Regions from separate parts of the Homo sapiens genome. Here region 1 is linked to region 2. A link is an interaction called in ENCODE POLR2A ChIA-PET data of the cell type or tissue named here. Cell type or tissue: HepG2. All regions are shown on one strand. Each heading gives the region's core, and the rest is flanking DNA. Links, peaks and the distances in the headings are about the cores only.

Evidence for each region. ChIA-PET counts read pairs that join two places held together with the same protein. Peaks named below come from ENCODE experiments on the same cell type or tissue, not always from the same donor. Only the 100,000 strongest peaks of a DNase experiment are listed, where the experiment ranks them.
Region 1: POLR2A ChIA-PET joins it to region 2 with 7 read pairs; 23 of 35 experiments call an interaction of 5 or more read pairs at or near these places.

Annotation. Positions count from the first base shown.
Region 1 is chr16:89,885,121-89,891,822 of GRCh38, forward strand. It overlaps TCF25 (TCF25 ribosome quality control complex subunit), which reads left to right. Exons shown (of 18, transcript NM_014972.3): 4 at 728-846; 5 at 2,532-2,597. Among named protein-coding and RNA genes, the nearest start is that of TCF25, 15 kb to the left of the region's middle. In HepG2, for the core only: no CTCF peak of the experiment used is centred there; no DNase peak of the experiment used is centred there.
Region 2 is chr16:89,819,285-89,825,986 of GRCh38, forward strand. No RefSeq gene overlaps it. Among named protein-coding and RNA genes, the nearest start is that of SPIRE2, 5.8 kb to the right of the region's middle. RefSeq lists an enhancer at 2,909-3,078. In HepG2, for the core only: no CTCF peak of the experiment used is centred there; DNase peaks (open chromatin) are centred at 2,437, 3,387, 3,968 and 4,657; H3K4me3 peaks cover 1,961 bases.

The DNA of each region.
Region 1 (6,702 bases), core at 1,069-6,068, 66 kb after region 2:
ACGCTCTCTCCATTCTCTTCTGGCTGTTTTCCAAGGTGGTGTTGAAAGAAGCTTACTTAGTATTTTTATTCCTTCCTATTAGGAGTATAACTAAGAGATCAGGGAAAAAGAAAAGGGAAAGTTACTTTCTAAATGCTGCTTCTTGTTTTTACCCTTGTTCCTCGACTGGTTGGCGCTCTGCTCTGTGTCTCTGTGGGAATGTGTGATCTGATGGGGACATCCCTTCTAGTTCTGGTGCTCCTGTGACCCGTGGGACACTTGCTGTTTGCCCTGACATCTGTCCCATGCTTATGGGTTAATTGCATGGTGGGTACAGAACCCTCCACTGGAGCTAGTCTGTCATCAGAAAAAAATATGTTTTCATCATTGCCCTTCGTCCTCGTCTGACTGTGTCCTGAGACAAGGGTGTAGCTTTGTTGCCGTTTAGTTGGAGCCACAAGTCCCAACCCTGTTTGCCTGAGGAGGTGAGCACACCAGTGTGATGTGGAATGCCCAGTTTTTTCTAGGGTCCTTCTGGTTCTGTGATTCTGTCTATGCTGAGCGCTTCTTAGGAAACATCTCTTCTTTTTTCTAAATGTGTGGATGGTACATAGTGTTTGACTTATGCTGTCCTTTAGGAAGTAAATACAGTGTAATAGGTCTCTTTTAAGATAAATAATTTTGTTATTGTTACAATATTTAAAATAATGTCAGTGTGGTGATTAAGAGGTTGTTTTGGGGCTTTTAGGAAAACGGACTAGAAGATATCGATCGCATCCTAGAGAGGATTGAGGACAGCACTGGGTTGAACCGTCCCGGCCCAGCTCCCCTGAGCTCCAGGAAGCACGTTCTCTACGTGGAGCACAGGTGTGGCCCCCGCCCTTCTCTGCGGCTGCCCTTCTCTGCGGCTGCCCTTCTCTGCGGCTGCCCTTCTCTGCGGCTGCCCTTCTCTGTGGCTGCCACAGAGACTTCGTGGGAGGAAAAGGTTCTCTAAAAAAGGAAAAATAAAATGTACTGTCTTTATTTAAAAATCATATGAGTTTATTGGCTGGGCGTGGTGGCTCACGCCTGTAATCCCAGCACTTTGGGAGGCCAAGGCAGGCGGATCATGAGGTCAGGAGATCGAGACCATCCTGGCTAACATGGTGAAACCCCCTCTCTACTAAAAATACAAAAAATTAGCTGGGCGTGGTAGCGGGCGCCTTATAGTCCCAGCTACTCGGGAGGCTGAGGCAGGAGAATGGCGTGAACCCAATAGGTGGAGCTTGCAGTGAGTCGAGATTGTGCCACTGCACTCCAGCCTGGGCAACACTGCGAGACTGTGTCTCAAAAAAATAATAATAATAATAATATGAGTTTGTTATTACTCATTTAGGAAATAGGCCGGGCCCGGTGGCTCACGCCTGTAATCCCAGCACTTTGGGAGGCTGAGGTGGGCAGATCACCTGAGGTCAGGAGTTTGAGACCAGCCTGACCAAGATGGAGAAACCCCATCTCTAGTAAAAGTACAAAATTAGCCAGGCGTGGTGGCGCATGCCTGTAATCCCAGCTACTCAGGGGGCTGAGGCCAGAAAATTGCTTGAACCTGGGAGGCGGAGGTTGCGGTGAGCTGAGATTGTGCCACTGCACTCCAGCCTGGGCAACGAGCAAAACTCCGTCTCAAAAAAAAGAAAAAAAAAATACAAAAATTAGCTGGATGTGGTGGTGGGTGCCTGTAATCCCAGCCACTCAGGAGGCTGAGGCAGGAGAATCGCTTGAACCCGGGAGGCAGAGGTTGCAGTGAGCCGAGATCGAGATCGCGCCACTGCACTCCAGCCTGGGTGATACAGCGAGACTCTGTCTCCCGACAAAAGGAAATAGGAACAAGGAGGAAAGGAAGTCATCCATATTTCAGAGAACTTCTAGTTTTACTTCTTATGTATATTAGAGAGTTCCTTCTTTTTCTTTTTTTTAAGAGACAGGATCTCTCTATCACCCAGGCTGGAGTTCAGTGGTGTGATCATAGCCCACTGCAGCCTCGACCTCCTGGGCTCAGGAGATTCTCTTGCCTCAGTCTCCCAAAATGCTGGAATTACAGGTGTGAACCACCACGTCTGGTCAAAAAGTTCCTCCTTACCCTGTCATCCTTGGATGATTAATTCATCTCTTGGTCTTACAGATGCTTAATGAATCGCTGTCCCTACTTCAGAAATTATTGCCAGCTTAAAAAAAAAAAAGCTCCGTGGAGTCAGTTAAGACGCAGTAGTGTAGTCCCAGGGTGCGTGCACTGCCCCGACTCAGCCTCAGAAACAGACGTGTGCCACACACAGTGCCTCTTGACACAGCACTCACCGAGCGCCCTCACGGCACAGTGACGGCAGCTTCCCCATGGTGCCCGCAGTGGCGAGGCCTCAGCTGTGGTTGGGGTGGTGATTTTAGAGAAAGGCCTGGAAGCTGCCTTTCAAACCAAAAATCCGTGTTCTCTCCTTGACTATTAGGTGGCTTTCTGAAGCTTTTGGAATCGTCTTAGAACATAATTTCATGTTTTTTTTCTACAATTTTCAATTCCCCAGACACTTGAATCCAGACACAGAACTGAAAAGGTATTTTGGTGCCCGGGCAATCCTGGGGGAGCAAAGGTAAGGTCCACAGTGAGCTGCATTCTCACAGCTGCTTCATTCCTTCTTAGACTCTTGGCCGGGGGTGGTGTTCCTGAAGCTAGTTTACCCTTGAGGGAGAGTATTTAAAGCCAGAGTGCACACGTAACCCTTAGAATTGGGGTCTGAATGGGAGTCCACAGATTGTCTGTGTATAACCTTGTCTGTGACCGTGGGTTGTAGAGATGCTCAGAGTAGCTGGTCTCCATCCCTCACACTGCCTTGTCCAGCATGAGGTTTCAAAAGCCATGCCGAGTGCAGTGCTCACGCCTGTAATCCCAGCACTTTGGGAGGCTGAGGCGGACAGATCACCTGAAGTCAGGAGTTTGAGACCAGCTGGGCAACATAGTGAAACCCCGTCTCTACTGAAAATACAAAAATTAGCTGGGCGTGGTGGGCAGGCATCTGTAATCCCAGCTACTCAGGAAGCTGAGGCGGGACATTCGCTTGAACCCAGGAGGCAGAGGTTGCAATGAGCTGAGATCACACCACTGCACTCCAGCCTGGCCGACAGAGCGAGACCGTGTCTCAAAAAAAAGTTTTCAAAAGCTGTTAAATTTTAAGATTCTAGTTTTGTCGTGGTGGCTCACGCCTGTAATCCCAGCACTTTGGGAGGCCAAGGCGGGCGGATCACCTGAGTTCACGAGTTCGAGATCAGCCTGACCAACATGGAGAAACCCCGTCTCTACTAAAAATACAAAAAATTAGCCAGGCATGGTCGTGCATGCCTGTAATCCCAGCTACTCAGGAGGCTGAGGCAGGAGAATCGCTTGAAACCGGAGGCAGAGGTTGCGGTGAGCTGAGATCGTGACGTTGCACTCCAGCCTGGGCAACGAGAGCGAAACTCCATCTCAAAAAAAAAAAAAAGATTCTAGTTTTGCTTCTCAGAGCAAAACTAATGTGAAGGTCAGGTTCTGAGATAAGTTTCTTTCTCTCTTTCTTTCTTTTTTTTTTTTTTTGAGGCAGATTCTTGCTCTGTCGCCCAGGCTGGAATGCAGTGGTGTGATCCTGGCTCACTGCAACCTCCGCCTCCTGGGTTCAGGCAATTCTGCCTCAGCCTCCCGAGTAGCTGGGATTGCAGGTGCACGCCACCACGCCCAGCTAATTTTTTTTTTTTTTTTTTTTTTTTTTAGTAGAGACGGGGCTTCACCATGTCGGCCAGGCTGGTCTCGAACTCCTGACCTCAGGTGATCCACTTGCCTTGGCCTCCCAAAGTGCTGGGATTACAGGCGTGAGCCATGGCGCCCGGCCCAGATAAATTTCATCTGTGTCCATTCAGTAGTTCTTAGCAGTTGGGCAGCCCCAGATGAGGATGGCTGGCTGCGATGGGGAGCACAGGGTCTTTCAGCTCCTTAGAGGAGGAAGAGCAGGGGGGGTGTCTGCTTCTGGGACTTTATGTAGGAGGTATATTCCACCTCTGGACTCTCCATCGAAGTGTCCAGAAGGCTTTGTCTTTTTTTTATTTATTTATTTTTATTTTTTTATTTTTTAGAGACAGGGTCTTGCTGGGTTGTCCAGTCTGGTTTTGAACTCGTGGCCTCAAGTGATCCTCCCATCTCAGTCTCCCAAATAGCTGGGACTACCGGCACATGCCACCGCTAATTTATTTTATTTTATTTTTTATAGAAACAAGGTCTTACTTTGTTGCCCAGGGTGATGTCAAACTCCTGGCTTCAAGCGATTCTCCTCCCTCTACCTCCTAAAGTGCTAGGATTACAGGCATGAGCCACCACGCCCAGCCAGACACATCCTGTTTTATTGGACCATGGAGAGTATTGCTGGTCTATAACATGCCCTGGGTTTGCACGTCTGAGTTCTTTTTTTTTTTTTTCGAGACAGAATTTTGCTCTTGTTGCCCAGGCTGGAGTGCAATGGCTCAATCTTGGCTCACCACAACCTCCGCCTCCCGGGTTCAAGTGATTCTCCTGCCTCAGCCTCCTGAGTAGCTGGGATTACAGGCATGTGCCACCATGTCCAGCTAATTTTGTGTTTTTAGTAGAGATGGGGTTTCTCCATGTTGGTCAGGCTCGTCTCGAACTCCCAACCTCAGGTGATCCACCCGCCTCAGCCTCCCGAAGTGCTGGGATTACAGGTGTGAGCCACCGTGCCTGGTCTGCACGTCTGAGTTCTAAGCATTGTTTTCTTTTTTTGAAATGGAGTCTCGCTCTGTCACCTAGGCTCTGGAGCTCAGTGGTGCGATCTCAGCTCACTGCAACCTCCGCCTCCTGGGTTCAAACGATTCTCCTGCCTCAGCTTCCCAAGTAGCTGGGATTACAGGCGAGTGCCACCATGCTCGGCAAATTTTTGTATTTTTGGTAGAGACGGGGTTTCACCATGTTGGCCAGGCTGGTCTCGATCTCCTGACCTCAAGTGATCCGCCAGTCTCGGCCTCCCAAAGTGCTGGGATTACAGCCCTGAGCCACTGCGCCCGGCCTCCCAAAGTGCTGGGATTACAGGCGTGAGCCACCACACCCAGCCTAAGTGTTGTTTCTGCACCATGGTATACCCAGGTCATTTCCTCACCCCAATGGTAGCATGTGTCCAGATGTTGGCTACAGTCCCCGGTGTCTGCAGGCATTTCTGTGAAACTGCCCAAGAATGAGTATATATCCTGCATGCTGCCAGTGCCTTCAGTAGAGTTACGTGGCTCACACTGAGTGTCTGCCCAGGTCCTTCACCTTCTTACTCGTAGTCGACGGTAGTGGTTTGGAAACCTGCCGTCGTGTGTGGGCAGAAGTGTTGGGGTTTTGATTGTGGGTAGATCAAGGATGTTTTCATATGCTGTTGTTCACGCCTTCCCTGGATTTCTAACAGGTTTTGCTTTATATTTTACTTTACATTTTTGGTGTTGATGGGTTTCTTCGGGAATATTAATTAAAAATAGACTTTAAAATGTCACTTTGTCATCTGCATTTCTCTGAGCTGAGGGTTCCACCTCGTCCCACCCTTTGTTTGCATCTGCTTGGTCTGTCTTGGTCATTTCTTTATATTTTTGCATGGTTTTATTTCTGCAAATTATAATTATTAATAGTAATTAGTATTATAACTGTTAATACTGATTACTCGTAGTAATTAGTTGACAATAATTGCCTTTATTATTTTTATAGTATTATTAAACTTTTTTGTTTATTTATTTCTTTAAAAATTTAAGTCCTACCAAAAGACTTACATGGAGAAGCCACAGTTTCCTTTTTATTCATTCCTTGTCCTGCTCCTCCAAGACAAAGACCTGGCCTGTTTCCATTTCTCCTTCTGGTGGTTCTCTCAGAAGCTCAGAATAACAGGCACTGCTTTCTCTTGGGTCCTTGACTTCCTACTACGACAGCCCGGTCAGCTCATCGCCCCCGCACTTCAGCACACTCCTCCCATTGCTCAGGGCGCCTGCCAGCCTTCAGAGCTCCTCCAGGCTCCTGTCCCCTGCCCCCTCCTGGCATCTGCCCAGGCTGCCTCGTTGGGTCTGTTCTGGAGGCTTCCTTACTTGTTTTGTGGGATAGCTCACCGCAGGTCAGGCCATCCCTGGGATTCTGTACATCTGGCCCAGGAGAGTGCTGAAGGGCTGACTCTCCTAGGCCTGGGCGTGTGCTACAGGCAGGAGAAGCAGGCTGGGGCCACCTTCATGTCAGGAGGGCCCACCACACTGGCCTCCACTCTGCGGTGGCTGAACTGTGGGGAGCCCGGGGCCAGGGCAGGGATGGCCCCGTGGGAAGGGAGCTGCACCGTGCTGATGGTGACCGTGGGCATGGCTGCTGCTGTCTGTGCTGCCGCGGCTGCCACGCCCCACCTGTCTGGTGCCTGTGTGCTCAGGCAGAGTGCCCTGACCTCTGTTATTTGGGGGTCTCTGCCACAGGGGTCAGGCCCACTCTAAGCACTGGTCAGCTGGTATCTGAGCTGGGCAGGTGGGGCAGCATGGAAAAGGCATGGAGCTGCTGTTACCTCAGAGATGGTTGGTTTCTTAAGTTGAGTGATGGGCATGTGGATATTAGTACGTTGTTCTCTTTCTTTTCGTTTTCTTTTTTTATTTTCCTCTTGAGACAGGGCCTTGCTCTGTCGTCCAGGCTGGAGTGCTGGGATCACAGGTGCAGGCCAT
Region 2 (6,702 bases), core at 878-5,877:
CTGCCTTCTTTCTCTGCTTCACCTACCTGAAAGGGAAGGGCCCCCATCCTGTAATCACGTGACATGCTTCACCTTGTCAATCACTTAGAAGATTCACCTTCCTTACGCTGCCCCCTTGTCATGTATGCAATAGATATCAAAGAGCCTAGCCGTTCGGGGCCGCTACCAGTCTCCGCGTCTTGATGGTAGTGGTCCCCGGGGCCCAGCTGTTTTCTCTTTATTTCTTGGTCTTGTGTCTTTATTTATTACAATCTCTCTTCTCCGTACATGGGGAGAACACCCACTAAGCCCCATAGGGCTGGACCCTACATAGTCCCAGCTACTTGGGAGGCTGAGGTGAGAGGATCACTTGAGCCCAGGAGGCTGAGGCTGCAGGGAGCCACCATCACGCCACTGCACTCCAGCCTGGATGACAGAGTGACACCCTGTCTCAAAAAAAAAAAAAAGGCAGGGGTGCTGGGCACGGTGTCTCACACTTGTAATCCCAGCATTTTGGGGGGCCGAGGCCGGTGGATCACCTGAGGTCAGGAGTTTGAGACTAGCCTGGCCAACATGGTGAAATCTCATCTCTACTAAAAACACAAAAATTGGCCAGGTGTGGTGGCTCATGCCTGTAATCCCAGCACTTTGGGAGGCCAAGGCAGGCAGATCACCTGAGGTCAGGAGTTCAAGACCAGCCTGACGAACATGGAGAAACCCCGTCTCTACTAAAAATACAAAATCAGCCAGGTGTGGTGGTGCATGCCTGTAATCCCAGCTACTCGGGAGGCTGAGGCAGGAGAATCGCCTGAACCCAGGAGGCGAAGGTTGCAGTAAACCAAGATTGCGCCACTGCACTCCAGCCTGGGCAACTAGAGCAAAACTCTTGTCTTGGCCCGGCGCAGTGGCTCACGCCTGTAATCCCAGCACTTTGGGAGGCTGAGGCAGGCGGGTCACCTGAGAGCAGGAGTTCGAGACCAGCTTGGACAACATGGTGAAACCCCATCTCTACCAAAACTACAAAAATTAGCCGGGTGTGGTGGCAGGTGCATGTAATTCCAGCTACTCAGGAGGCTGAGGCGGGAGATTTGCTTGAACCCAGGAGGCGGAGCTTGCAGTGAGCTGAGATCGTGCCACTGCACTCCAGCCTGGGTGACAGAGCGACACTCCGTCTCAAAAAAAAGATAATTTTCTGTCTAGGACAAGTGGGGTGGCTCATGACTGTAATCCCAGCGCTTTGGGAGGCTGAGGTGGGTAGATCACCTGAGGTCAGGAGTTCGAATTTGGCCTGGCCAACATGGTGAAACCACATCTCTACTAAAAATACAAAATTAGCCGGGCGTGGTGACCAGTGCCTGTAATCGCAGCTACTTGGGAGGCTGAGGCTGGAGAATCACTTGAACCCAGGAGATGTAGGTTGCAGTGAGCCGAGATCATGCCAACTACAGCCTGGGCGACAGATTGAGACTCTGTCTCAAAAAAAAAAAAAAAAGCGTATGGTGGCGCGCGCCTGTAATCCCAGCACTTTGGGAGGCCGAGGTGGGCAGATTACCTGAAGTCAGGAGTTTGAGACCAGCGTCCCCAACATGGAGAAACCTGGTCTCTACTAAAAATACAAAAAATGAGCCGGCTGTGGTGGTGGGCACCTGTAATCCCAGCTTCTGGGGAGGCTGAGACAGGAGAATCGCTTCAGCCTGGGAGGCAAACCTTGCAGTGAACTGAGATCATGACACTGCACTCCAGCCTGGGCGACAAGAGCAAAACTCCCTCTCGAAAAGAAAAGAAAAGAAAAGAAAAGTTCATCTGTCCTTTGATCTGGCACATCTTTTATAATGGCCTGTTCTGCCTCTGCCTTGTCACTGAGCAGTGTGGGGAGAATTATGCCCATGAGTTGTGAGGAACTTCTGCATTCTTTTTTTTTTTTTTTTTTAAGATGGAGTCTCACTCTGTTGCCCAGGCTGGACTGCAGTGGCATGATCTTGGCTCACTGCAACCACTGCCTTCCAGGTTCAAGCGATTCTCCCGCCTCAGCCTCCCGAGTAGCTGGGATTACAGGTGCCTGCCACCACGCCTGTCTAATTTTTGTATTTTTAGTAGAGACAGGGTTTTGCCATGTTGGCCAGGCTGGTCTCAAACTCCTGACCTCAGGTGATCCGCCCGCCTCGGCCTCCCAAAGTGCTGGGATTACAGGCGTGCGCCACCGCGCCTGGCCTTTTTTTTTTTTGAGACAGGGTCTCACTCTGCCACTAAGGCTAGAGTGGCGCAATCTCGTCTCACTACAACCTCCGCCTCCGCCTCCCAGGCTCTTGGTCCTCCTACCTCAGCCTCCCAAAGTGCTGGGACGACAGGTGTGAGGCGCCACGTCCAGCCTAGTTCTCTCATCTTACAACGTTCAGGCCCCTGGGCGGGCACTGGAGGTGCTTTCACCATCTGAGACGATGTTTGCTGTCACGTGGGGAGGAGCTTGTCAACCCCATGTTCACACAGGAACTAGTGTCTAAGTGACACATCTCAGCATGTCCCATTCTTGTTTTTTTTTTTTTTGAGGCACAGAGTTTCGCTCTTGTCACCCAGCCTGGAGTGCAATGGCGAGATCATGGCTCACCGCAACCTCCACCTCCCGGGTTCAAGAGATTCTCCTGTCTCAGCTTCCCGAGCAGCTGGGATTATAGCCCTGCGCCACCATGCCTGACTAATTTTGTATTTTTAGTAGAGACAGGGTTTCTCCATGTTGGTCAGGCTGGTCTCAGACTCCCAACCCCCAACCTCAGGTGATCTACCCGCCTCAACCTCCCCAAGTGCTGGGATTACAGGTGTGAGCCACCACGCCCAGCCAGGACCCATTCATTTTTAACCACCTTGCTTTATCTGTTCAAAAGAGAAACAAATTCAGCATGTGTAAATAACTCTGACCACCCTCAATAGGAAGCAGACAGGGCCTTGAGTATTTCTCTCATCTCCTGACTCAGAATCGCAGCGTGTGTCTCTCTTCACCATACCGCACGGGTCCTGCTCGCTGACCCAGCCCGCCTGCTGTCCAGGGCTTCCTCTGTCTCTGCTCTGGGACCTCCCCATGGCCACGCATTCCGCCGCATGGTCTGGATCCCTCGCGGTGTCTGGGTTCAGCCATGCTCAGCCTCTGTGTCGGTCACCAGCCTAGAAACCCTGGAGCACCCCGGGCCGGAACCCTTCCCTCAGATCTGTCGTGAGTTCCCTTTCAGAGATCAAGCCCAGCCTGGCTCAGTCTTGCACCCCTTGGGATCCACGGCCTGTATAGTTACCCTAAAATAAACACAACACAAAACCAGGGCTCTCAAATGTCTGCTTTTCCTCCTGGGCCCCTGAGCTCTGACCCTGCCTGGCTGCACAGACTGTGACAAAGAGAGTATTCAGGGGCCTCGGGGGTGCAGGAGGCCAGGCTGCTCACCAGTACAGTGTGCACATAATCCCTTGGGAGGAGCCAACCTTGTTTTTGAGTCTGAAATGGAATGAGTAAGGCGTGGCCAAAGAAACCTCTGCACTCCACTGGCCCCAGGTGAAGTGGCTCTGCCTGAGTCCAGATGGTGGAGGAGGCCTTTGACCTGAAGTTGACTTTGTGTCTGACTTGCTCTGACTTCTGTCCCAAGGCACTCAGGGTTCTTGCTATGCCACCTTGTACCCTGGGGCCCTGCACTCCTCTCCTGAAATGAAGAACCCTGGAATTCTCTGTGTAATTAGAGCCACAGAACACCTGGGGAACCAGCGCCAACTTACCTTCTCAGCCTCCAGGAACCTACAGTTGAGATCTTCTAGGCTCTGTCTGTAAAGATGCTGAGAGGTATAATTCCTAGAGCTTTTTAATCTGTGGCCAACTGCAGTCATGAGCCACACAGCCCCTCTGAGTGCACTGCCATGGTGTGGAGAAGATTTACAGCCCCTCAAAGGGCTCCGTCTGATATTATTCAAAGCACCAAACACAGAGCATGGGCAAAAGCAAACATGACCAGTGGGTTCCTGATTGATGTCGGCACCTGGAGCCCTTCCCCACCTGCTGTGCTGGTCTTTGTTTCCTTGTGTATCGTTGCTCTGCCTGTAAGAACAGAGGGGCAGGCACCTACCTGGGGTTGCCCTGCTCTTTCCCCAGGCATGAGAAATCAGTGCCTGGTAAATTGGCATGAATGAGCAGCTGGTACCATGAGATAAACATTTTGGGGGTGTTTCTGTTAATGTGATAACTTGATAAAGTGATTGTCCAGCCCCAAGCACTGCTGGATTCATCATCATACTAAATGTCTCTAGTTTGTCCCCAAGCGGAGCAGCCCAGTTACTGATAATTTCCCTCTCCCAGGATTTCCTAATCTACTGGAAATGAAGGACAAGGAGCATGTTTTTAGATGCAGGCAATCCATAACTGTAGAAATGGCCTTGATCTAAAGCAAGCTTGTCCAACCCGCGGCCTGTGGGCTGCATGCGGCCCAGGAAAGCTTTGAATGCAGCCCAACACAAATTCTTAAACTTTCTTAAAACATTGTGAGATTTATGCACAGAGCTATTGTTAGTGTATTTTACGTGTGGCTCAAGACAATTCGTCTTCCAGTGTGGTCCAGGGAAGCCAAAAGATTGGACACCCCTGCTCTAAAGCTTTCCAAGCTGACTTAATGACTGACCTACATCAATCTCTACAGTGCTTCTCGTTGAGTCCCTTTTTCTGTTTGTTTGTTTTTTGAGACAGAGTCTCACTGTGTCACCAGGCTGGAGTGCAGTGGTGTGATCTCGGCTCACTGCAACCTCCGCCTCCTGGATTCAGGCGATTGTCCTGCCTCACCCTCCTGAGTAGCTGGGACTACAGGCATGTGCCACCATGCCCAGCTAATTTTTGTATTTTTATTTTTATTTTTTATTTATTTATTTTTTGAGACAGAGTCTCGCTCTGTCGCCCAGGCTGCAATGCAGTGGCGCAATCTTGGCTCACTGCAAGCTCCACCTCCCAGGTTCACGGCATTCTCCTGCCTCAGCCTCCCGAGTAGCTGGGACTACAGGCACCCCCCCACCACGCCCGGCTAATTTTTTTGTATTTTTAGTAGAGACAGGGTTTCACCGTGCTAGCCAGGATGGTCTCGATCTCCTGACCTCGTGATCTGCCCGCCTCAGCCTCCCAAAGTGCTGGGATTACAGGCGTGAGCCACTGTGCCTGGCCTTTTGTATTTTTAGTAGAGATGGGGTTTCACCGTGTTGGCCAGGATGGCCTTGATCTCCTGACCTTGTGATCTGCCTGCCTCGGCCTCCCAAAGTGCTGGGATTACAGGTGTGAGCCACCATGCCCGGCCATGTTTTATTTCTTTTTATTTTTTTTGAGATGGAGTCTTGCTCTGTTTCCCAGGCTGGAGTGCAGTGGTGCGATCTCGGCTCACTGCGACCTCCGCCTCCTGGGTTCAAGCAATTCTTCTGCCTCAGCCTCCCGAGTAGCTGGGATTATAGGCATGTGCCACCACGCCCTGCTAATTTTTTTTTTTTTAATTATTTTTCTAGTAGAGATGGGGTTTCACCATATTGGCCAGGCTGGTCTGGAACTCCTGACCTCGTGATCTGCCCCCTTGGCCTCCCAAAGTGCTGGGATTACAGGCTTGAGCCACCGTGCCCAGCCCTAACTTTTAAAATTTTTTACTAAAATCTCAGTGTTCTAAGTCCTGCTGGTGAGTCCATAGGGATCCCAGGTAGGATGGTGGATGCCAGTTCAGAGAGGGTCACTGTACCCCACTCACGTGACCTCAAGGGTCACTGTTCAGCCAGGTGAGTCAGCACTAGGTCCTTGCCAGGATGCAGCAGTGGCTGGAGGACTGAGCTCACAAATTACACCCTAAAACCTTGTGGTCGGTAAGGGACACGTGAGGCCCTTTGAGGAAGAGAGAAGGTCCCCTTGTGCCCCAGCCAGCTTCCCATTAGGGTAATTACCATCTTCTGCTCAAATGTCCCCGGCCAGTGCTGCACTGTGGCAGTGATGAGGCTGCACGTCCAAAGAGTGCTCTGGGGTGGTGGCCAGTCGTGGTGAGAGCAATGTCCCCCACCTTGACTTCTGGCAAGAAGCAGTGAGACCTACTCAGTGGGGTGTTGCAAATGGAAGTCTTTTTTTTTTTCTTTTTTTATTTTTGAGATGGAGTCTCGCTCTGTCGCCCAGGCTGGAGTGCAGTGGCGCGATCTCGGCTCACTGCAAGCTCCGCCTCCTGGGTTCACGCCATTCTCCTGCTTTAGCCTCCCCAGTATCTGGAACTACAGGCACCCGACACCACTCCTGGCTAATTTTTTGTGTTTTTTAGTAGAGACGGGTTTCACCATGTTAGCCAGGATAGTCTCAATCTCCTGACCTCTTGATCCATCCGCCTCGGCCTCCCAAAGTGCTGGGATTACAGGAGTGAGCCACCGCGCTCGGCCACAAATGGAAGTCTTTATCCCCGTGCATTCTGAAGGGAGAAACCACCCTGTGTGTGGGACCAAGGATCAGCCTCAGACATCAGCAGAGAACAATTCCCCATCATCACACACCTGGCAGTGTGTGGGCCAGGGACTTTGGTTACCACGAATGTAGAGCGTGCTGCTCCTGTGGAATAAGATGCCTCATGGAAGGTTTTCTGCTGTTGCTCTTCTAAGCCAGAACTTGAAATTCCTAACTTACCCATCGTTGGTACCCATGCTGCGGGTGGCAGGGACAAATCAGGAGGGGAGATCTGCTTGAGTGCCAGGTTTGTG